Linked DNA regions of Mus musculus: regions 2 and 3 are each linked to region 1. The links are chromatin loops, found by intact Hi-C in ENCODE. Cell type or tissue: left cerebral cortex. All regions are shown on one strand.

What was found. A loop is a pair of places that touch in the nucleus more often than their neighbours do. Peaks named below come from ENCODE experiments on the same cell type or tissue, not always from the same donor. Only the 100,000 strongest peaks of a DNase experiment are listed, where the experiment ranks them.
Region 2: a loop joins it to region 1, with 4 times the contacts of the local background. A loop is called at or near these places in 2 of 42 quality-filtered maps.
Region 3: a loop joins it to region 1, with 2.6 times the contacts of the local background. A loop is called at or near these places in 5 of 42 quality-filtered maps.

What each region holds. Positions count from the first base shown.
Region 1 is chr14:21,845,473-21,853,472 of GRCm38, reverse strand. Vdac2 (voltage-dependent anion channel 2) reads right to left here. Exons shown (of 10, transcript NM_011695.2): 10 at 7,594-8,000. It overlaps Comtd1 (catechol-O-methyltransferase domain containing 1), which reads left to right and starts at 4,563. Exons shown (of 7, transcript NM_026965.2): 1 at 4,563-4,694; 2 at 4,805-4,932; 3 at 5,158-5,263; 4 at 5,353-5,471; 5 at 5,546-5,600; 6 at 5,726-5,859; 7 at 6,046-7,612. The coding sequence starts at 4,601. The coding sequence ends at 6,198. A430057M04Rik (RIKEN cDNA A430057M04 gene) reads right to left here and starts at 5,895. Exons shown (of 3, transcript NM_176925.3): 1 at 4,394-5,895; 2 at 3,736-3,839. The coding sequence starts at 4,602. In left cerebral cortex, a CTCF peak has its summit at 4,429; DNase peaks (open chromatin) are centred at 1,331, 4,473, 5,845 and 6,039; H3K4me3 peaks cover 1,581 bases; H3K27ac peaks cover 1,766 bases.
Region 2 is chr14:23,042,220-23,050,219 of GRCm38, reverse strand. All of the region lies in intron 6 of Lrmda (leucine rich melanocyte differentiation associated), which reads right to left. The region is part of intron 2 of Gm10248 (predicted gene 10248); the gene reads left to right. Among named protein-coding and RNA genes, the nearest start is that of Gm10248, 48 kb to the left of the region's middle. In left cerebral cortex, a CTCF peak has its summit at 3,640 (motif pointing right); a DNase peak (open chromatin) is centred at 3,645.
Region 3 is chr14:21,496,195-21,504,194 of GRCm38, reverse strand. It overlaps Kat6b (K(lysine) acetyltransferase 6B), which reads right to left and starts at 4,410. Exons shown (of 17, transcript NM_017479.3): 1 at 4,235-4,410. In left cerebral cortex, CTCF peaks have their summits at 2,972, 3,202 and 4,947 (motif pointing left); DNase peaks (open chromatin) are centred at 4,274, 4,900, 5,171, 7,181 and 2 more places; H3K4me3 peaks cover 2,944 bases; H3K27ac peaks cover 2,672 bases.

The DNA of each region.
Region 1 (8,000 bases):
TGGAGGAAAGAGGCAAGGGGAGGCCAGCCTCCTTATAACCATTCGGGGAAGCCTGGAGTTTGGGCCAGGCAAAAATCTGACCCCAAGGCTTCTACCGTCGATGTTACTCTTTGGATCATTATCTTAACCGGCAAAAGATGCTAAAGTTCCTAGCCAGCTCACCTGAAAACGGGGAGATAACGAAGACTTCACATGAGTCCCTGGAAGCAAAGGAGAAGGCAGAGAAATCAGAGGCATCAGAAGACGCCATGACTGGCCTCCAAGGTGGATAACTCTCAAAAGAAGGACGTGAGTTGTGCAGACAACTCCCGCGCTTAGAGGAGAGGCCCCCCTCACTCTGAGAACTGCCATCCTCGGGAGATCCTGAGTATACAGTGCTGACCTCACAAGGGTTCCTTCCCTCACAGACTCAGGTCCATGCACTGGTATTTTTAAGCTACTGGGTTTGTGGATATTCATAATACAGCAATAGAAAACGCCATACCCACGGCAGTCAGTGACAATACATGTAAAAAACCAAGTTAGCGAAAGCAGCATGGTGATGGACCCTGTAATTCCGACACTTGAGAGTCTAAGGTGAGAAGAACAGAAGATCAAGGATAGCCTGGGATATACAGGGAGAGGCCATCTTGAAAGGGGGTCAGATTTCAGAGTTCTGGGTCCATAGTCATTCAGCAAGGTGCTGTGTGTGGACATGCTGGCCCTGTGCCTCGTGGTGGCAGGGGGAGTTGCCACAGGCTGTTTACTTCGTGAAGAATGGGAAGCAGAAACAGAAGGAAAGGTGGGTCCCAATATTCGCTTCCTTGCCACACCCACAATGACCCAGCTTTCTGTAACTAAGCTCCACCTTCAGTATCCCCAAACACAGGCAGCTCTAAGAGCCAAACCGTCACAATCCCATTTTATCCATCTGAGAGGTTCTGAGCTCAGGCAGGCTGGGGTCACTGGGGTCCCACAGTTGAACCTAGGTCTATCTAACTCTGGAGTCCGTTACTGCTTCCCTATCTGGCCTCTCAAACGAGGAGGAAACTGAAGCACTTTGGGTGTTGCCAGTGCCAGCTGCCCAGTATCCAAGCACAGAAGGTGCCCCAGTTGCTGGGTTCCTCCCCGGTCAATTTGAGGAACCCAAGAAACCCGTTCTATGGTCTACCTCCCTCCTCAGTCCACTAGGGTTCCCCAGAGGCTCAGCCTGACCTCCCAAAGCCTCAAATTAAGATGCGTTACTTTCCCAACTTTCCCTTCAGAATCTGGCAGTCCCGGCCCGGACATGGGGAAGCCAAGCTGCAAGCTTCTCTGAGAAACAGGGGCAGGACGCCCTGGGAATCCACCCAAGAATATCTTCACAGCCCAGGATAAAGGGAAACTAACCAAATATGGAAAGGGCCCTGGAGGGCCCAGAGGGACGAAGAAGGTTCCTGGGGGCCACAGAGGGACGGGAAGCCAGCAACCCTGAGGGATTCTACTTCGCGCTGTGACTTCTCTTTGCACTAGGAATGAGTAGGAGCCCCTGTGAGCTGAATCAGTCACAGTTCAAATAGGTTGACTGACAATGTTTAAAACAACAAACCCAGATGTTTGTAAGAATTCAAACAAAGACCCAGAAGCCCCGGCCACACTGGGCCATCTTTCTATCTCGCAGTGAGTACTGAGTGGCTCCGGTATCCTCTGGTGGAACATGAGCACTGTAGTGACAGCCCCCATGGGGCCCTATCGCCCTCCCCTGACTTGTCTCACCAGCCTGGCTCCTGGAGACACAAGTTCCCAGTCCTCCGGTTCAATTGAACCTTCTGCCTTCACTTGGTGCCCTGTCCTAGCCAGGCTACTGCGGGGTAGGGCGCTGGCTCTGAAGGAGACAAGCCCACCTGATGTCAGCAGGGCTGGAAGAAGCAGAATTCGGAAGGCATGGGGCAGAAGCACAAGGGTCTGTCCCAGCCCTGTGTCTATGAACAGCTATGACCCAATTTGGCCAGACATGCCCATTTATCTGCATGCACCCAGTTCCGAACCCACTGCCAAAGAAAGGGATCAAACCCTGCCTTGACTTTAGACTCAGCCTCCTACAACAAGGCCCTGCAAAAGATCGAGAGGCACTGTCCCTGCATAGGAAGAGACAAGAGATGAAGACCAAAAGGAGAGGGAGGTGGGAAAATTAAATTTTGCGTGATCAGCAAGGTTTCAAACAATCGCTCGCCAGCTGAAGTGGGTGCCACGTGAATAAGTCATTCTGTTTTATAGACCATTAGGGTCTCCAGAGAGAATCTGCATAGAGACCAGTGCTTTCTGTTGAAATTAAAATGTCAGAGAAAAAGAAATAGAACAAAACAGGGAATCTGCAATTAATTACCAGGCCATAAAAATTCAATAATCAGGAGGCAGAGCGGCCACAGGCCCAGAGGTATCAGAGCCAGCGTAACAGGAATGGAAGGCATTAATCTTTTCAAATTAGTTTTTTAATCTGACTGGGATATATGGTGACATGGCTCCCTCCTCGCCCGCTTCCCCCACCTCCACCGCTCCTGCCTGGAGCCAGGTTGCAGGAGGAAGGCTGTGAGATGCACTGAGAACTTGCAAGCCATCCCGGTCCCCAGATATGGGGAAGAGGGCTCCGGCTAAGGACAAGGACTCGGTGCCACAAGCCCGCTGAAGAGGCCTAGCGGGGACACGGCTGCCTCTTCCCTCTGTGTGCGTCCCAGGGAGGTACTGATAAAGACGGTGGAAATTTAGGAGGGCAAGGCGCTAGGCAGTGAGCTCGGAGAGATGATCAATTCAGGACTTTCCTTCTCTTGAAAATTGGAACAACACCGCTGCTTCAAGGGATGGCTGGGTGTTGAGCACCTGGTACCCAGCAGGTGCTAAGTAACAGCTTCCGGTTGTCACGTTGTTATCACTGGCCGCAGTGTGGCCCCGTTGTTATCACTGGCCGCAGTGTGGCCCCGCCAGCACGTATTTAGTGCCTGCTGTGTGCTCAGCCCTAAAGGAACTCACATTTCTTCGGGCCTTACCTGGAGAGCATGACTCAAACTCAGAGATATTTTCAGGACTCTCAAGTCATTGAGAGTCAACAAGAAGAAAGAGCTTGTCTAAGGGGCCTGTTCCAGGAGCAGTTAGGAGAAGCAGCTGAGATCCCGCCCTGCCCCTAGAGAAAGTAGGTTCCCCTCCTGTTTGCCTGCACCCTGCACAGATGCTGATAGGTCAAGAAGCCAGTCTACCCTGATTGTGATTGGAGACCTGCCCTCACCTCCGAGGCCCGGGATTCTAGCAGCATTGGCTTCAGTTGGCCAGGTCTAGGGCTCTCTCACTGATCCTGCACCTGTCTGCCTGCCTCCGGAGGGTCTCCGGGCCTGGCCAGTGTTGTTAAGAAACAGACTTCCAGGGCAACCACCTCTGAGGCCCTGTGGACTCCAGCTCTTAAAGACAGCACCAATAGCCTACTAAGCCTGTGTGTGAGGCACACTGTGCGGGTGTTTTCAACCGGAACTCCATCGGGTGTTGTGTGCAGTGAGTGTTGTGAAATATAACTCTGCAAGACAGTATTCTTGGTGGCCCGAGGCAAGGTGCACCCCTGAGAAATTACACTGTGCAACAGTTCTGGTATAAAGGGGGTTTACTGGGAGAAGAGGACTAGAGGCTGGCAAGTGGCTATGTAGACAGACAGATGGGAATGAAGCCAGGGGAGGGGGGAAGGGGGCCAAAGGACTGGAGTGGGGTGGGGGTCTTTTTATCTGTGGCACATACCTGTCGTACGTGGGGGGCGGGGCAGGTGATGCCTTAAGCAATTGCTAGGTCCCTGAGGGCAGGTCAGCAGAGTCTCCTGTGAGCGAAGTCTAGAAAGGATTTCACTGTAGAAAAAAGAGGGACAGTAACACTTGAACTGCATTCCAGTTGTACCTGTCCAGTTGTTTCCAAGTCATAAACTACCACAGTCTTTTGCTTCCACCAGAGTTCAGCATATAGTAGATATTCAATAAATGTCTAGGGAACACCGGTCTAGCAGATAGCCTTGCAAGGGGAACTCAGCTGCTGCCTGCCAAGATGCTACCGCTTCCCAAGGAACCCTCTCTAGCCAATGACCATAACAGCAAGTACCACTATTGAGCACCTACTATGCGAGGAATCCCGTGCCTATCGTAGTAAGGCTGTAATACCTGCTTTACAGAAAAGAAACAGACTCGGAAAGACGGACCGTCACACAAAAAAGCTACACCCAGCATCCCAGCCACTAAGGATACTGTCTTGGAAACCAGGTGACTCTAAACCAGGTTCTTGGTTCCTTTAACTTGGGCACCCCTCCAGCAAGCATTCCCGAGTCTCTTTGGATTCCTCCATTAGCCACACTCACTTTATCCCCTCTCCCCATGCTCACAAGAGCCCTGGTGCAGAGATGACTCCATACCCCGACGCAGTTCCGCATGCAGCCACCGGGTGGCGAGATGTTCTCAGCCTGACCTTGCAATACGGCCATGTGTCACCAGATGGTGCCCGAGGACGCGGCTCTGTGGGCAGGGCCCGGACAAGGTGGAGCCCTGTCGGCTTACTGGTCCCAGTCCCATCCTCGCTACTCCAGCACACGTGACCTCCGCCGCCGCTGCTAACCTGCACCATGGCTCAGCCCGTCCCTCGGCTATCTATCCCAGCCGCACTGGCCCTGGGCTCGGCCGCGCTGGGCGCCGCCTTCGCTACTGGTCTCTTGCTGGGTGAGCTGGGCTGGGCTGCTGCAGTCCGGGGAATGGGAGGAGGGCGCGGAGAAGAGCCGGAGAACCCGGTCAGAAATGCAGGCCCTGACTCGGCACCCTCTCCCCGGCAGGGAAACGGTGGCCTCCATGGGGGTCCAGGCGGCAAGAGCGCCTGCTGCCACCTGAGGACAATCCCCTGTGGCAGTATCTGCTGAGCCGCTCCATGAGAGAGCACCCGGCGCTGCGGAGCCTGCGACTGGTCAGTAGGACTGGGACCGAGAACCGGCTCCCCACTTCCAGCGTGGTGGACCTCACGTGGCTGTGTGACCTTGAGCTAGGCAGAAACCCTCTCTGGGCTTCCGGGTTCCCTGAGACCTGTCCCCTCTAGGCCACACCCGCCACCGAGCCCCTGAATGATTCAAAACCTCAGGGGGGAGGTGGGGGGGGTGACTGGTATGAATGGCACCTCCCTCTCCCCACACAGCTGACCCTGGAGCAGCCGCAGGGGGATTCCATGATGACCTGTGAACAGGCCCAGCTTCTGGCCAACCTGGCGCGGCTCATTAAGGCCAAGAAAGCTCTGGATCTGGGTAGGAACACGCAGCCATGGTCTCTGGAAACCAGGGTCACAGGGCAGCCCTGCACCCTGAACTGAGCTTGACAGTGTCCCCTTCCACAGGTACTTTCACGGGCTACTCGGCCCTGGCCCTAGCCTTGGCGCTTCCGGAGGCTGGCCGCGTGGTGACCTGCGAGGTTGACGCAGAGCCCCCGAAGCTGGGACGGCCCATGTGGAAGCAGGTGAGAGCCCCACACCTGCGGCCGTTCGGGCTCCGGCTCGGGGGCGTGCCGGCCTGACCGGCCTCCTTCCGCAGGCAGAAGTGGAGCAGAAGATCGACCTTCGGCTGCAGCCCGCCCTGCAGACATTGGGTGAGCACCAGTGCGGGAGGGACCCAGACAGCACTGTCCAACCCCGGGGAACAAAACTGGCGACCCTGAGCAGCCCGCTGAGACCCTAGCTCAGCCAGCGGCACATGCCCTCTGTCCCTGTTAAGATGAGCTCCTAGCGGCGGGCGAGGCCGGAACCTTCGACATAGCCGTGGTGGACGCGGACAAAGAGAACTGTACCGCCTACTACGAGCGCTGTCTGCAGCTCCTACGTCCCGGAGGCGTGCTCGCTGTACTCAGAGTAAGGACTAGCTAAGGCAAAACTGCTGCTTCTTGTGGCTGGGTACCCACTCTTCTCAGCTCTTCCCACCCCACCCCCCAGCCCCGCCCCAAAGCCCACCCAGAGTATCATAGGTCCCGCCCCTCCTGGCTAAAGCTCTGGGTCGGCTACCCCCCACTTCCGACGGCCCCGCCCCTCCATCTGTAGGTCCTGTGGCGCGGAGAAGTGCTGCAGCCTCAGCCCAGGAACAAGACTGTTGAATGTGTGCGGAACCTGAACGAACGCATCCTGAGGGACGCCAGGGTCTACATCAGCCTCCTGCCCCTGGATGATGGCCTCTCCTTGGCCTTTAAGATCTAGGGTTAACACGAAGCTTAGGGCCTGGGTGTGAGAACCTAAGACCCCCAGCCAGTGACCTGACTTTTAAACCTGACAATAAAGGTACTGGACACGCGACCTTCTGAGCATCCTCTTCCAGCGTTCACTTGGTGGAGGGTTCCCTCCCTGCAGGTCTCCCTGGCACCAAGGCTTGTGGCCTTATCTGACCGCATAGTTTTAATAAATTGTCCTAGCTGTACTCACTGAGTAGAGTTCCAACAGGCTTGGATATAAGGGAAGACCCTATCTGTCTCTGGCCTCCCAGCCACATGCCACAGAGATGTCGAGATAGGGCCTTTTATAGCTGGCAGTCTACTCATGTTTTCACAGGGCTGAAGCCTCCCCAGCCTAACTTGTGTGCAGTGGAAGCCCAGACTACAGGACCTAAGGTTGGCTGGCATTTCTATCTGCTCCCTCATCCCCTTAAGTCCTAAGGGAGGAGACTGATGGCCAAGGTGCAAAGCAGACAGAGTGGGAAGCCAACCTCATTCAAGAAACCTCAGGAACTTGAAGCTTTTGCAGCACTGTCCTTTTGGGGGACACTATAAGGAGCCAACCTTTATTGACCTGAGGCCTGGTGCTTTGCTGCTCTAGAAGAAAGGTAAAGTTCTTTGTACTGAGGCAGAAAGGACAGTTTCTGGGACACCACAGGTTTGCCACTCTGGGGTAAGAAAGGCCCAAGTGATGTGCACTTAGCAGCTGCTACAAGTACAGATGTGTGAGCCCACAACTGAGTCCCTGCCACACACCACCAACCCTCTGGGGACTAGCTGTGCCCTACCCCTTCTTCACAAGTCACAAGTACATACTGAGGTGCACACAGGGGACCTGGTCCAATCCATTTTGAAGTGCCTTTGATGCACTGGTAGCCCACATGAGTCCACTCGCTCAGCAGAGCCAGCATGAAGAACACTTGTTAGCTGAGGGTCACAGGGCAGTAACATGCACCATTTCTATTGGGTAAGTCCCAAAGTACCCATTTTCTTAGCTGTCCTCTCAAGTTTAAACTACACCTCAGAAGTGACACTCACCTCTCACCTGTGACACACCACCTCCCCAGGGAAGCTGGCACGGTCCTACTTTTCCAACCAGGATCACTAGGTAATACATATCACCCAGGTGATGGCGAAGGGGGCTGCCTGGTCCAGACCCCAGCTCAGCTTTTCAACGCTGTCAATAGAAGAGAATGGTGCCCACTTTCTCCTCTCTTGGCCTGTTGCTTCCATCTACCCAGGCTCCACTTTCTGTAGCGTGGCTCAGAAGGAAGGGGATGCATGCCTATTTAGCCACTCAGCACCACCCCTGCATCTCCCTTCATCATCCATGGGTTAACAGTGATTCACTCTAACTTTGCACAAACTTAGAAACTGCAGAGTATTAAAGTATGTATCCTTGTATTTTATTGTAATCTCAAAGACCTCGTGGATTATGCTAGGGACACAAGGAATTTGGTTGCACAGGTTTAGGTAAAGAGCAAAATGCTCACCAGAAAAAAGTATTTGCCAAGAAGATTAGACCCTAGGCTGGCAATCTGTAACTGCACATACGTGAGCCATTAGTTATGTACACTTGTTTTATTCATAATTTGTCATGTTTGGGGTTACCAAAGTAATTCTAATGATGGGTGAATATAACAAAAAAAAATCTTTTACCTCATCTTAAAACAGCCACTGATCCATCTCATTCAGTACAATAGTCAATGTTAAAAGGAACATAAAACAAACATGCACACCATGGCACGGTTTTCATAAACGTCTATTTCATCATTGGTGGGTAGCACATTT
Region 2 (8,000 bases), 1.2 Mb before region 1:
TATATCCTTCCTCCTCCACTTCCAATACCCAGTCCTAACAGGGTGTGGTACAGATGAGGTTAGGCAATGGCAATCTGCTAAATACATTTAAGAATTTACACATACATATTCATACACATACATGAACATATACCTCTGCATAAACATTTTAAACAGATCCTTTCAAATTTGGAAATTTTGGTTCTGTACCCTTTTATCTTTTTTTTTTAAAGATTTATTTATTTATTATATGTAAGTACACTGTAGCTGTCTTCAGACACACTAGAAGAGGGCATCAGATCTTGTTACAGATGGTTGTGAGCCACCATGTGGTTGCTGGGATTTGAACTCCGTACCTTTGCAAGAGCAGTCGGGTACTCTTACCCACTGAGCCATCTCACCAGCCCTGTACCCTTTTATCTTAAACCTCTGATATGACCTTCTTACATTTCAAACATTAAAAAAAGTAGGCAGCTTAAATCTCTGCCTTAATAAAGGAGAGGCAGGGTGGGAAGGGCTAGGGTTTCTGTTCTTCAATGCCGATGGCATTTTCATTCTCAATACCTTCCCCTCAAGACTACAGCAAAAGGAAAGTGAATGCTCTCTGACTCTCAGAGATGTAAACGGCATGGACCAGAAGGAACGCTCCCATTCCCCATGGGCCTGGGCTTTTGTTGCATAAGAGTCAAATGGTACCTAGGAAAGGAAGAAACGCCTGCAGTTTACAGTTGACCTTACAGTTTACCTCGACCTCAGCCACATGACATGTTACTGGCTCCCCTGAGGATCTAAGAGGTAGTTAGCAGGGCTGACAGGCATATAGGACCTGCACACAGTTCAGTATAAGCAAGGCAAAGTGACAGGAAGAGAGATTAAAAAAAAAAAAAAACTAGGGGAAAGGATCCTTGGTAGCAGTTTTTTTCTAGAAGAAAGTTCATGCCTTTCCTTCATGCCTAGACATACTGTCTTCCACTGGCCTCTGAATCCCAGCTTAGAATTCAAACAAGCTTTCTACTTGATCCAGGGGACAGACAAAAAGGAATGGGTGACCCTTCCCTCCTTCCCAAACTAGTAGGCTAAGACTTGAGGCAGATATCTGGGTTTGTAGTCAGCATTTTCAGTTGAAGATGTGTGGGTACCACGGCTGCAAGGACACTTGCTGGCTCTCCTTCCCATGTCTGGGGAGGATGCACTGGACATTGTCCTTGCTTTTGGCTACCCACCTCCACACACGCCATCCAGTATTATACAAATGAGAAGCACCAGGGGATGCTTATTCTAGACTCTGCCACTGTGTTGGGGTGGTCACTGAATGCTGCCATCTTCGCCTGCAGGATATTTTTGGCTTCTGGCTTACATGTGCTAACATGTGTAAACTTGCCTGGTAATTTTCCTTTGAGAAGGTGCCAGTTATGCACAGTTCTGTTTTGACAGTTTAACTCCTTACTTGCTTCTTAAATACCAAGTCAAATATTTTCTGTTCTTAATATTCTCCTTTCTACTTTCAGAAGAGTATGACTTCATTCCCATGTAATATTCCTCTACCGGCTTTTGCAAACTATGAATATAGTCCAGTGACGTCTTATCTTTTCTGCCATCATTTAGTGGTAAGAGCCCCATTTCCCAGAGTAAATTTGTGTGTTGTTGAATTACAGCAGGAGAGGTTGAGCTGTCTGGGAAAGTTTGGTCACATTTTACCATGTTTATCTCTGGCTGATTTCATTTTATTTTTTTCATTATTTCTACCAAGGTTAATCCCACCCTATGAATTCGAGATCTTGGGATGTAAATCGCGGGTCAGTGTTTTTATCTATGACAAATCATATTAGATTCAAGGTTCCATTGATGCCAGTTCTTCCTCGGGCTGATTATTTCTACTGGCAATGCTTATCATAAATTAAAGGACAGCTTTTATTTGTTTCTTAGCACCTGGAGCCCAATGTGGACATTCTAGATGTAAAACAAGATTCAAGTTATGGGGTTATGACAGGATGCTTTCTGTAAACACAGTGAACACAGAGTCAGATCTCACAATATGGCCATTAATTCAAAGGTTAGGATGCAGACAAAGAGCCTCTCAGATTAAACTTAGAGAAATGTGTGCTTGGCCTCAGTGCTCAAACACTGAGATGGCCTGAAGGGTGGTTCATAACTATCCCTTGAGAGTCTAGATTGTGAAGCCTGCTCAGCCGGATGCTGGGCCATGTCAGGCCTCACCCTGTATCTGAAGGAAGCACAACACCAGGGGGAAAGGCTCTAACTGTAGTGAGGTGACTGTGACGGGCAAGCATCCTTGCCTCCAGACCAGGGAGGCTGGACAACTCAGGGTGAGAGTGAGCAGACAGGTTGACATGTCATAAAGCAGAGTCTGTAGGAAATATGCTCTGGGCTCCCAGGGCAGTTGAAATGAGGCTTGTCATCTTAGGAGGAAAAGGAGTTAGGAAAGGGAGGACAGGAGGACACACACACACACACACACACAAACACACACTTTTTCTACATAGCAAGACCAGTTTTCCCTTTGTGTATGCAAGTTTTAGACATCCTTGTCCATTGATCAGACGCCCAGGCACCATCCCTGCTGTCTCTCCTTGAGCCCACGGATATCATGGCCAGGTGAAAGATACTCCAGACCTTCTGAACCATCACAGAACATGTATCCACTAAGAATCCTAGTTAGGAGAGCCACTGGGCCTTTGCTCACATGTCCTTTCCAATTTGTTTGCAATATGAGCAGGCCCTCTATGAAAGACCCTCGGAGCCAGCATCTATCTCTCACCTCCACTCACAGAATTTTGATCAGAATGAGATATGGTAGAAATAAGAGACCAAATCTACTTTCCTTGCTTGAACAAGTCCCCTCCCTCTTCAGAAATAAGTTTGTAAATCTTGCTGGGCCAAGCTTTGTTTGTTTACTTATTTGCCTTTGCATTGTCAGTTCTGTTCTGTCCCAAATAAAAAATGAGAGCAGAGAACACCCTTCTTCCTGATGTCCGAAAGAGCAGTTTACTTACGCCCAGCTGTTAGCATTACTTTGTCCTTCCCTGAACTCTTTAGTCAGACACATAATGCTAAGTTCTGCTTTTATAGCTTATTTTTCAGGTGTATTATTTATTTGTTCAGTCTTCTTCACAGGCACAAGGGCCTCCCGAGAACTTCAAAGATCACCACCAACAGGACACTGGCTCATCCTTTGCTGCTTCTTCACGGAGGGCAAAAGGAGCTGTAGAGTGGGCCAGCAAGAGGGGCATAATGGATGTGAGAAGGGCTAGATTCCAAGGTGCACGCTAAGATGGGATGCAAATCAAGTGTAGTTCATCAGGTGCCTTTCCAGCAGCTCCTGGATGGATCTCACCCTGGCTGTCATTCAAAATGGACAGTGCTCATGTGGGAAGACTTCATGTTTCTGTTTCAAGAGAACGAAGAAATCTTTCAGAAAGGAGACAGGGGCCAGAGGGTGTGTGTGAGGAAAGTACAGAGGGGAAGAAGGGGGAAAGAGAGGGAAAGGGAGAGAGAAGTAGAGGGGTGAAAGAAAAGTAGAGGGAGGAAGGAAGGGAGACAGAGACAGAGACACAATCACACCCCCTCCACCACTCCCAATATCTCTGTATTTATCCTTTCCACTTCATCTTTTGAAGTCAGAATCGTAGCCACTAGAGGGCAGCATGCAGTTAGGAAACAGCCACGGCTTTCTTTAAATAAATAAGGGCAACTATTCAGGGAAGGCCATTAAAGCCACACTGTGCTTGTGGTCACCAATTACACGTTCTGTAATGATCAATATGTCATGTTTACCCAATCTGAGCTGAAGGCTATCTGGGACTGAGGCTACCAAAGGCCCCCCTCTCTATGACACATTTAGGTTCCTTCTGCCTCCGTTTCAGGGGACTAGTCTTCCTTACCAGCCATGGTTAGTTTTAGCTCAGGGCTTTGGTTTTGGATTTGTTTTTTGTTTTTAAATACTACCTGCACAAATATAAAGAAGCATGCAAACCAATAAAAACAGATCCTCTCTTAGAAAAAGGAAACAAAAAGCACTTGTACCATGGGCACTCCCCCAAAGAAAAGTGACATCCATTGGCGTGGAGTTACCATTCTCTGGGAGCATATTTTAAGTTATTTTTATTTTTTGACTCAAGTGACCATTGGGTCAATACACAGAAATCATGGCTGCTGCTTTTTTAAAGGCAGGTTTTTCTTGCTTAAAACCCAATGAGTGTCTTCCGTCCCTTCTCAGAATATCTAGTCCAGAGTCATCACTCACACTGAGAACAGCAACCGAGTGACCTCCCATACTCTAAGAGACATTGGTATGTGCAGCTTCCACAGATATTAAGCCCAACCTGGTTTTAAAGTCCAGGAAATGGCATTCTAAACTAAAATCACATGGAATGAAAATAATTGAGAGGATTCAACCCAAGATGACAAAAACCAGTTACTTGGTTCTTCTCCCTCCACCCCAAGTAACACAGCGCAGAGTGCAGCAGAAGCCCTAGCAAGCAGGACAGGGCTCCTGCCCTCTTTCTAGGCATTCTCTCAATGTAACAGTCGTGTGACAAAGCAGCCACAAAGGAAAGGTGGGGCCCAGTTAATTAATTAGATTATTATCTCATGATTAAGTGGAAACTTTGAGTTCTCTCTCACCCATAAAAGCAACAGTCTCACTAGATTTGCCAGAGTGGCTGCAGTTGAGGGTTACCAGTGAGGATGACACAATCAGGAAGTAAGATGGGGGTGGGGGTGGGGGTGGGAGAAGTGAATGCTACTCAGAAACACAGCATCCTTCCTCTGCACAGACTTCAGAAGGGTTCAGACAGCAGATTCACACACACACCACCAAGCCCAAGCTACATCTTAGGTGTTCAACAAATAATTTGTATAGACTGGTGATGGAAGTCAGAAGGCAGCCTCATCTGTCATTTTTTCAATTTATTCTATCTTTTAAGACAGCCTTTTGGGGGGGGGTTACAGATTACCCATTCAGCTACAGTGGGTTTCCAGGACTCTCTAGGCTGGGGTGATAAGTACATAGCAATATGCCTGGCTTTATCACGCATGCTTGTCTTAAGAGATGGAACATGACTCCTCAGGTTTGCTTCCCACTGAGACGTCTCCCCATATCTAAGTTGATATTTGTGGACTGAGCACAATGGCCTAAGGGTGCTTCGGAGCCCATACATTTGACATGCCAAAGAGTTGGGTGTCCTCTCCCTAGGAACTGGTTCTCCTTGACTTTCTCTCCATGGGGACCATCCCCAAAACTTCCAATTTAGTGGGTCTGAGTCTGGGACGAGAAATTTGTTTCTTTTGGAAAATTCCCAGATAATGTTGCAGAATGATCTTTAAGAAAGTCTGTTCTAGAACAACCTAAAGGCCCCTCCCCACCCTGCCCTTTTCTTTGGTAAAGTAAATGCCCTCATTTTTATTCATATTTAAAGTTAGAGACACAAAGAATCTGGCTAGTTGAAGATCTTACTGTATTGCACTCTAGTAAATAGAAGTTTTATTTGCTTCCCAAGAGCAGCCAGAAAACAAATGGCACCTAAAACAGATAAGTAATGACTGACTGAAGCGAGGGACAGCTCTTGTCTAGCACAGTATCAGGCCCTTAGTTCAAACTTCAGCACTGAAATAAGAAAAAAAAAAAGATGCACAATATTTGGACATTCAAGCTTTCTCCCATTTTGGGGTTTTATTTTAGTGGCATGCTGATTGCATTAACAGGAGAAGAAAGCAGAGAATGGGGTAGGACTGGGGGTGAGCCTGTAAAACATGATTTATGAAGTACAGAGCAGGGGGAATTGGGAAAACAGCTTTCCAGATATCTTTGCTCCTCCTCCAAGCTGCCAGGCCCCTCTATGAACACACCTGAGAAGTGGGGTTTCCTGGCAGAGTGTGAACAGGGGTGCTGGCTGTGCTCTTAAGAAGACATTCACATTTTGGTTTCAGATCTGTTCTCATCGAGGGCTAGCATCAAAAGGTGGAGGCAGGGCTTTCTCTACAGTTCTGTGTGCTTCCTTGGGCTGAAATTTATCCAAGGAGTTATTGAAAATAAACCCAGGTTTTTAGAAAAGAGGTCAGGGAGGGGCAGGATGGAACTCTCAGACGAAATTAAGCAAATGTAGTAACAACTGAGATTGTTGTAATTCAAGCCCCTAAAGGGCTTCCTCCCTGAGCACACTGACCCAAACTCCGTCTGCCCTCCATTAAAATCCAAGTGAACTGGTTCTCCATAGATGATATCATAATCTTTCTTAGTTCTAGGGTAGTCAAAATTGCCTCTCTCAAAGAAAAACAAAGAGGATCTGTTGATATTTGATCTAATTGAATGAAATTTACATTGTCTGTCTCTCCCTTCCTCTTACCCACCCCTCCCCCCTTCTTCATTCCTTCCTTTCTTCTTTCTCCCACCCCTGCCTCTAGCTCTCTCTGTCCAAAAGTGTGTGTCCAAAAGTCTACTGTTGCAGAATCACAATACTTGGACACTAACAAACTGTACTCCTGAATGTCTTCAACTACCCATCCTCCACCTTCTTGACACATGCTTTTATGTATGTGTGTATATATACATGCACACATGTGTGTACATCAAGACAAAGAAGCACACAAGAGCACTAGAAACTTTCTGGACCCTATTTCTTGCTCAAGATGAAAGCCTAGTAAATACAAAGTACATTAGAAAGGCCTTCATTAGGGTTAGCCTCATTAAAACTTAATGAAGTTACCAGTCTCCCCAGCAATCTTACGAAGGTTTTATTTTGTTTTGTTTTGTTTTTTGCCTGTCAATGGAGCAGTCCCAGGCAGAGAAACAGTAGTGACAGTAGGTGATGCCAGGTGTTATCTGTCCCTGGAATGTACTACTTTGATGACTTAAGATATCACCCCCTTGTTTTAGTTTGACTCTTATTTGTCTGGATTCACCCTGTGGTAAGTTAACATGCCTCCATACTGGAAAAACAAAGATTGCCTATTGTCCAGTATAGCCTAATAGAATACATCTGGCTCTGACAGTTTGATGCCCAGCTCTGAGCCACATTCAGTAACACAAATTAACAGCATAGACATTGCCCACGCTGAGCAGGAAGCAATAACCAGCTACCTGCTACTTGGCCAAAATCTCATTATAAGCCATTACGGTAATTGAGGGCCAAGACTGTGGATATTACACTCCCTGTGCACCAGTGGTTAGTTGAGGAGAAGAAAGACTTGTAATGGAGGAGGTGGGGCAGACAGGAGAAGTGAGGCTGTCACCATGATGTTCTGTGGTGCTGGGGTAGGGAAGGGGTGTTCCTGAGCCATTTCTCTTCTTGCCTTTGAAGCCCACATGACCCCAGGAAGATGATGTAACTTTTGGTCGGCCTCCAACAATGCTATGCAATTAAAAATTGGTTTGAATAAGTAATGGGGACAGCCATAGAGGGAAGATAGGGCAAAACAAGACAGAATGTTCCATAAGTGAAAAGTATCTAAAGTGACGGGGCTCCAGGGGAAGCTGCCCACCCACCTTAGAATGCAGAGATTTTCTAGAGTTATTGCATTAGAAAGTGTGTAAAGCCAGTCCCTCCTCTGAAACCAGTATTCCGAGCCTCAAGGTCATTGCTAAACAAGCTGTAGTGGCTGTATCCTATACCCTAGGTCTCAGCAGAAGATTTCTGGGATTGATGATAGATCAAGATGGGTGAAAAGAGAAGGAAGACCAGGTTTTTCAATCAACTTGGATTTTGGGACAATGAAGATGGTTTTAGACATGGCAGTAATGGTGATAACAGGGAAGAGTCATTCAGGGCAGGGAGAGAAGTTAATGGCGAGTGTATTAGGGACCTCCAGATTCTCACTGCTGCCCATCTTGCTGTGGTTTGGATCATAAATGTCCCTCATGGACCTCTAACACAATAGTCTCTCTCACAGATGTTGGCACATAATGGAGCCTTAGTGGAAGCAGTTAGATATGATGGCTGACTGGCAACAGATGGGGCTGAGAAGCGCATGTGAAGGTTTTCCCGGGGAACATTATGACGTCA
Region 3 (8,000 bases), 350 kb after region 1:
AAGCAATAGGAGCGAGTGTTCTTGGGAAAGTTTAACCAGTGAGCAGTACGACAAATACACACTCTAGTGCTCTAGCAAGGGTAACCACACAGCTCTTCATTCAAAGCCAAAAAGGTTGATTATGCTGAGACAACAGATATAGAGCAGAGCATGAGGCGGCCCTGCCTATAAACCAACAATGCAACTCTACGTTCAAGAAATGTGTACACATGTGCATCACGATATGTATGTTGAGATGCTTCAAGCAAACCAAAAACAACTAAAATACTCAGCAACAACAGAAGAGACCATGAAAATTATGTCCCTCTGCCCTAAATCTTCTATCGAAAGTTTACTATTCTTACTACAACCCACCTTCCTACGTCTCCCCAAACCAACTGACTTTTCTAGATACAAATGTAGCTATTGCTCTGTATGTGGAAATCAAAGGCCAATTACTCACAAAACTAGCTTAGAAACTACAAGCCAGACACTTGGTTAAAACTTTTCTAACAGGGAAATGAAATGTCTAAGAAAGGTGCAGTGACAGGGCTCACATAAGTAAATGCACTTAGTGATAAATCTGAGTTTGATACCTTGGAACCCACGTGGTGAAGAAATCAGAACTCCAAAGTTGCACCAGTGCACATGTGTGTGGGCATTCATACAAGCACACACATGAACATATACACACACGAGCATATGCACGCACACACACTCAATAACTGTTAAAAAAGAAAAAAGTAATGTTATAATCATTTGTTAGAGCCCAGCGGTGGTGGCACACACCTTTAATCCCAGCATTGAGGAGGAAGAGGCAATCAATCTCTGTGAGTTGGTCAGACTGTTCAGGACTGTAAAGCTACTGAGAAAGAAGCCCTGTCTATAAATAAATAGATAAATAAGTGTCATATCTGCTTCACCCATCCTGTTTACTTTCTATTCACAGGTCTTACCTCTGATAGCGTCCACCTGTTTCCACAAGTAGTTCATTAGTCCTTAACACAACACAATCATCAGCATCCACCCAGAGGCCCAGGTACAGCCGAAAGGTCAAAGTTCAGCTGACCCTGTCACCTAAATTCTTCCTTTAAGTTAAAACTTTCCTTCCTCAGTTTTTCTTCGCTTACTTAAACACAGGGTTTTAACTACTACCTAGGCTGACCTCAAAAGCCAAAGATGACCAAGGATTACAGGCTCCTTACCCATTACTCCTTAAAAACAACAGCTCACATTCACTCTGCTACATGTATAATAAATTTCTAATAAGCAAGCAGTCAAGTGTATTTTAGAGTTGCATCAGGAAATGAAGGGTATACTAGTATGAGGAAGAATGTACTTTCTACAAACACCCACTTCGCTGGGGCTGGAGAGATAGAGGGCTTGGCGGGCACAGCATGGAAAGCAGGAGGTCCTGCGTTTGGATCTCCAGCACCCAGGTGAACGCTGAGCGTGGTTTAGACTGCCTGGAGTCCCAGCAAGAGCAGGTGAAGACAGGCAGCCTCCAGGAGCTCGACAGCAGACCGGCCAGCCTAGCAAAAATGGCCAACTACCACTTCGTAAGAGACTTTATGTCAAGGCAATATGGCAGGGAGAGATAGAGGAAGACATTCTATGTCGTGCCCTGGCCTCTGGATGTGCACACTTGTATGCATCAAATGCACAAAATGTGTTTGCATACATCTGCATGTATGTGTGTGCACAAGCACACACTACTGGAGTACAAAGAACTAACACAACTAAAGTCCCATGCGCTACTTCTACCTCTTGCCCATACAAATCTGTGCATACTCTTTCCCTTGAATTTCCTGGTATCTCCACCCCAAGTTCACTGGGTCTCTAGCTATTGCTGACAACTGTAATTCCTTATCACTGCTCCTTCATAACTTCCACTACTCTCACATGAACATTCTTTCTCCCAACTGCAATTGTTCAAACTCCTCCATGGTGCAGGTCACTAATTTGCCCTTCTTCTGCCTTTACCCTGCCAGGTCCCATTACTCCCTGCACTGTGCCCAAACCAAAGTCCTACCAAACTCAAAAATACCAAATGTTCTTGCCCAAGGTAGCAAGCATCCATGTCTCTTCCTAGGGACACTCTATGCTCTCCCTGTTCCTGCCACACCTTCAAGACTAGGCTTGAAGTTTACTCCAAACAACCCCAGCCATCAAAATTAAAGTCTCCATAACCTTTCTTGGCTCAATGAAGACTGGGGGCACAGTCCATCAAATTATAGCACCCAGACCTATTGCTCAGTGCTGCCCTCGTTCACAGCCACAGCCTTCCCCTAACTTTGAATCACCTGTCCTGATGAGATGTTCTAATATACTGCTGCAAATTACAAGCAGCCTCTCTCCATTCCCTGCTCATTAAAGTCTCTTCTGCTACCTTAGAAAATCTCCCAAACTTAACTAATCCATCCTTCCTTCTGTTTTCTTAATGTTTCATTTACCATGGGCCAGCAAACCACTATCCTATGCCAACATGAGGATTCAGCCTGATTCTTCCACCAAAGAAACTGTACCCGCCTCATGAACCCATCCCCAAGACGAACCAACACCAACTCAGCAATACTCTCTCATTTACCACACCCAAATTCATCCTTAGTGTGTCCCCAGTTAACGGCAATCTCGCCAGTCTGCAGCACTTCACCAGCCCTCACACAGTCCTAGGTACCCTTCCCACTTCCACCAAAATTTCGCCCCTCCCTACACCCCCTTCTACACCTGTTTCTACACCTCCCGTTTCCCATCTCATCTCCCGTTCTTTTAATCTTGCCCACGCCCTCGTCCGACCCCTCCATCCATCCTACCAGTTCACTCTTGCACAGAAATCCCCTCCCAGCCCAAGCCTTAGAATCCCTCTGCCCCGCCCCTCCCGACTTTGCCCCGCCCTTCCATTCCTGAGCCCCGCCCCTTGCCCCGTAGGCTCGGCCAGGGGCGGAGCTTATTCCTCCTCCCTCCTCTCCCCCGCCCCCTACCGTCACGCTCAGGGGCAGCCTGACCCCGAGCGGCCCCGCGGTGACCCTCGCGCAGGGGCCTGTGGGAGGGGCGTCGAGGGTCCCAGGCCACCCCCCCGTCGGTCCCCCGCCCGCCTAGTCTCCTCCCCCTGGGAACGCGCGGGGTGGGTGACAGACCTGGCCGCGCGCCACCACCACCGCGCCTGCCGGGGGCGCTGAATCTGCCTGAGAAAGAAGCTACGGCTGCCGCCTGGAGGAGGTGCCGTAGCGCCCGCCACCGCTGCCGCCGCCGCCAGGGGTAGGAGCTAAGCCGCCGCCATTTTGTGTCCCCCTGTTGTTGTCGTTGACATGAATCCGACATGACACTGATTACAGCCCAATGGAGTCTCATTAAACCCAAGACGCGGCCCCGCCCCGGCGCCGTTCCATTGGACGAGAGCACGAACACTTAGGGCCAACCGTTGGCCTACGGGTCTGTCCGTCACCCGCTCGCTAAACACTCTGCCCCCCATTGGGGCAAGTTCCTGCCGGTCATCTCGCCTCCACATAGACACACCTCTCGACCCATCATTTCCCCCCCCCCACCTCCGGCACCACCCCGAGGGAGGGTCGACTGCCAGTACCAATCAACAGACCGCGGGGCCCGCCTTTTCCGGGCACCTATTGGTCCAGCCCTTTTTCTCTCTCACAGACACCGCGCCACCTCTACTTCCACCTACCCGCCCCCTCTACCTCTAGAAATGGATTGGATCTAGGCGCAGGAGAGGCGCTTGGCCTTATTGGCTGTACACGACGCCAATCAGAAGCCTTTTTTCCTCTCCCCTCCCCCACTCAACCCCAAAGCCCCTAGCCCGCAGCTAAAGTTTGTGTGAGAGCTGATCGCTGGCGGCGGCCGCAGGATTTAGGGGTGGGCGCAGGCGGGCGCGCGCGGGCGGGCACGCGAAGTTAAAATTCGAGGTTCTCAGTCGCCTGCTCCCGCCGAGGAGCGCGCGGACGGGCGCGCCGCCCGGAGCGTTCCATCCAGCCCCCTCCTCCACCCTCTCTCCTGTCCTGTCCCGGGCGACTACTCGCCCGCCCCCTGGCTTGCACCCTACCCCCTTCACATACCCCCTACCCTGCCAGCCTCAGGCCGGGTGCAGGCGGAACGATCTCACTGCAGCCTCTTCGCCATCCCATACGGAGGGGGAGCAAGCCCCCTACCCACCGGGTGTGCACCCCCGGCTCCGCACTCGCCCGTGTCTGCAAGCACGTGCACTATTCGCCGCTGCCTCCGGCCACCCCGGTCCCCGGCTAACCTCGCCTCCAGCCCGGCCAATCGCTTGCTGCCCTTTGTTGCTGCAGACCGGGTCTCCCCGCTGCCTTCCTCAGCCTCCGCCTCGTCCTTTGCCAGCCGCCCGGGTCCGCAGCGCCGCGCTCCCCCCGCCCGGGACCCACCGCCGCCGCCTCCTTCTCCTCCTCCGCCTCCTCCTCCTCGGCTCCGGGCTGCAGCGCACAGAGCCCGAGGCAGCGCCGCCCAGCCCCGCTCCCCCCGCGCCGCCCGCTAGCCCGCCTGGCCCGGCCGGGGGCGCAGCCCGGACCCCGCCCGCCCCAGTCTCCGCCCCGGGGGTACCTGCCTCCGCCCCGGGGGGCTCCGCTCACCGCCCTCAGGGGAGGGCGGGGATGCCGGTGTCCGAAAGGATGGGGACGCCTGGGCTGTTTTGGGGTGGGGAGTGTGTCCGCCAGGTCTGGGACTGAGGTGCGGTCTTCTTAAACGCGCCCCCCCTCCCGCCGCCGTGGGCCCCAAACTTCGTCCTTCTCCCGGGTCTTGTACCCTCGGGCGACCGCGGCAGTTTTGGGGTGGGGGATGCCTCAGGAGCTGTCTCTACCCTGATCAGGAGGAAGAGGGAGCAGTGACATTCAGCGACTGCGGACAGGCATCCTCGGGTGGGAGTGGGGATGTCAGACGCAGGCTGGAGAGGGAAGCTGCCCCTCAGGATGCCCTCTCCCGGCCTGCGGGAGAGGCTGGCGAGCTCGGAGCTGCGTTCTGGGTGCTTCCTGGACTGTGCAGCTGGATAACATTGGGGTTGGGCGGGGGGCGACCGCTGGGGGGCCCTTCCCTCGTCTCCAACCAGCGCTGTAAGGAAAGCTGATGGCGAAGTTCGGTTTTCCAGGCTTCCCCTGGGCCCCCGGAGTTCCTGAGGCCCATACGAGGGAGGCTGGGGGATCCTCTGGCCGCCCAGGCAAGGCTACTCTAAAGGTGCCCACATGCCTTGCAGCGCCCTCCGGACTCTGGAGAAAACGTCCTGCTCTTCCCAGAGTTGGGTGGGATGCTGGTAAGAGATACTTGAGAGTATGAGAAAGGTAGACTTGAGAAAAGGCTCCTCCTAACAGAGTTTGAACAGTTTCTCTTCCCAGACCTTTGGGAAGAAGGGAAACAAACCTATGTCCCTGGGAAAGCCAAGTTTCCCCGTGTGGTGGCCGGGGTGAAAAACCACCTGTTGCCTGAAGTTCTGTCCTTGAATCAGGACGTTCTTGGGGCCCCTGATGAGGAGATGTAGGATGTCAAAGAGCAGGAATTTCAGTCTCCCTGCCCTGAATGACTCATTTTCATGCCACTGCCACTCCTGCAGCAGAGTTCAACTCCCCGTTAGAAACTACTGTTCAACTATGTAGGTACTTTGTTAGACCCAATAATCTCAGTTCTTATCTTAGCAGCAGCAGCAGCCCTGTCACATGCAGACAGAAATGCACAAAGGCTACTCTGGTGTGCGAGCTTCCTCTGCTTCTGAGCTTGGCAGCAAGGTGAGGAAGAAGCCAGGACAAAAGGCAGAGGTGAATGAAAGATTAAAAAAAAAAGAGGGGAGAGCAGATTAAAAAAAAAAAAAGAGGGGAGAGCAGAAGACTTGTAACACTACACTCAGAACTGTCACCAGTTCCATTATAAACCTCTTTTATAGGTGTTTTATTACTTGGTTGTTAGTTTTTAAAACACAAACCTCTTTAGGTTAAATCCGGACACTCTCAGACTCAGCCCAAGGAAACGAAACAAGGTAAACTCAGCCACTGATCGGCTTGGCAACTTTTGAATTACATTACTGATGAAGCAAATGCCGCCCCCAACCCCACCCTCGTTGGGTTTTCTAAGTCTCTTCCTGTCTGTTTCAGTTAGGATCTTCAATAACTTGCTCAAGGAGAGTTTTCACAAGCCATTAGTCCATAACTCAGTCCTGTTCATTTAGATTGTTTCCAAGAAGGGCATTTATAAGGTGTGCTTTTCCCCCCATAATACACATGCTAGGTAGGAATTTTCTCCAAGAAGTTACAAAGTAAATTTAAGGATACTGGCTGACTCATTAGCCCTTCTGTTTTGCTTTGTTGCATTTCTGATAGTCTGCCCAGATGCACTTTATTTTTTAAGTTACATTTTGGTCCCTTGGGGTGACATTTATTTTCTTGAGACAAGGTCTTGCTCTGTAGACCATTTGGCCTCAAACTCACAGCAGTCCTCCTACCCAGTCTCCCAATTGATAGAATTTCAGATAGTAAACCACCACGCCCAACCCTCAGACTGCATTTTATCTGGAGCAATAAAATAAACCATGTCTTAAAAACAAGGTTTAAAACTCTAGATCTCTATATTCGAACCAAGTATGTTAAAGATGCAACTAAAACCAGTAAGTCAAGTCTACGATGGCCAGCCTTCACTCATCCCTTTTGCCACTAAAAGGAAGGCCTGACACTTAGAGCTGTCACAGTGCTAAGGATGAAACCCAGGCCCTTGGGCTCACTGTGCACAAGAATTTCCAGAGCATCACAGTAATCAGACTCTTTAAAGAACTTGCTTAATGCTCATGGTTCAAGCCCCAGCCACCCTGAGAGCAAGGGAGACAGCAAAAAAATAGATTGACATTTGTCTAAATCTTTGTTGATGTAGAAAACTCGGAAAGCAGAAATATAGTGTAATGTCTTTTCCTAACAAAATTATCCAACGGGTGTGGCAAGAAAGGGGAACAGTTTTCCCACTGCTATTCCCCTGGAGGGTTACTTGTCCTTTGATAAATCTGCCTCTTCAGATAAGTAGGACTGAGAGGATAACAGAGACGCAGCCAGATAGATACTCACTGCTCCCTCTTAAACCTCTTTCTTATCTGTGGTATCTCAAGTCTCTGCTGAGTGAAATAGCTCAATTAAGTTAACCTAGGAATAGCGAGAATTGAAAACCAAGCATAGCACACATTCTGCACCATCATAAACCAGCATCTTATCTCACCTGTTCACCACCACCGGAAAACAGCTAGCCTCTGCCAGAACTATTGACAGCTATTTGTGCTGTTTAGTGCAGTCCACAGATCACTGGAATCGGAATGATCTGGGATGCTTCCCAGATAGCATCCTTGGCCCAACCCACCTTCTGATTCAGTAGCTCTGGAATGGGTTGCCAGATCTACAACTGTTAGCTCAAGACTTGTATTGAAATTCTCAGTTTTTTGAATTTGAGAACTGTTAGCCTAGGCTGAATTCTTCCCCCTCAACAGAAATAATTCCATGATTTTCTTAGCCAGAATTAGGACTGGAATGATTCCGAGGTGTGACCCATGTGTCCTTGAGCTTTAACAACAACAAAACAAAAAAAGGGCAGAGTAGGTGGGGAAGGAGCCAAAGGGAACTACAGGAGTTTTGATCTTTGGGGCTTGTTTACTTGCTCTAAGACAAGTCAGATAAGAAGAGGCCAGCCTGGTCTACAAAGTGAGTTCCATGACAGCCAGGGCTACACAGAGAAACCCTGTCTCAAAAAACAAAAAAAAAGTTCCAGGTACACTCACACTGATTTGGGGGAAAGTGGGTAAGGAAGCAGCAGACATAAAGACCTTGAACTTTCTTATCCAGGACCGAGGCTGTGAGGAATTCTATGTACCTTTAGTTATTAGGCCCTTAGAAAGCATTAGCTCAGGACTACAGAGAGTACTATCTGCTCTTTAGAGGACCCAAGTTCAGTCCCTAGCACACACATAGCAGCTTACAACTATCTAACAACAGTTCCAGGGGAGCCAACACCCTCACATGAGCATAAGAGCATGCAAA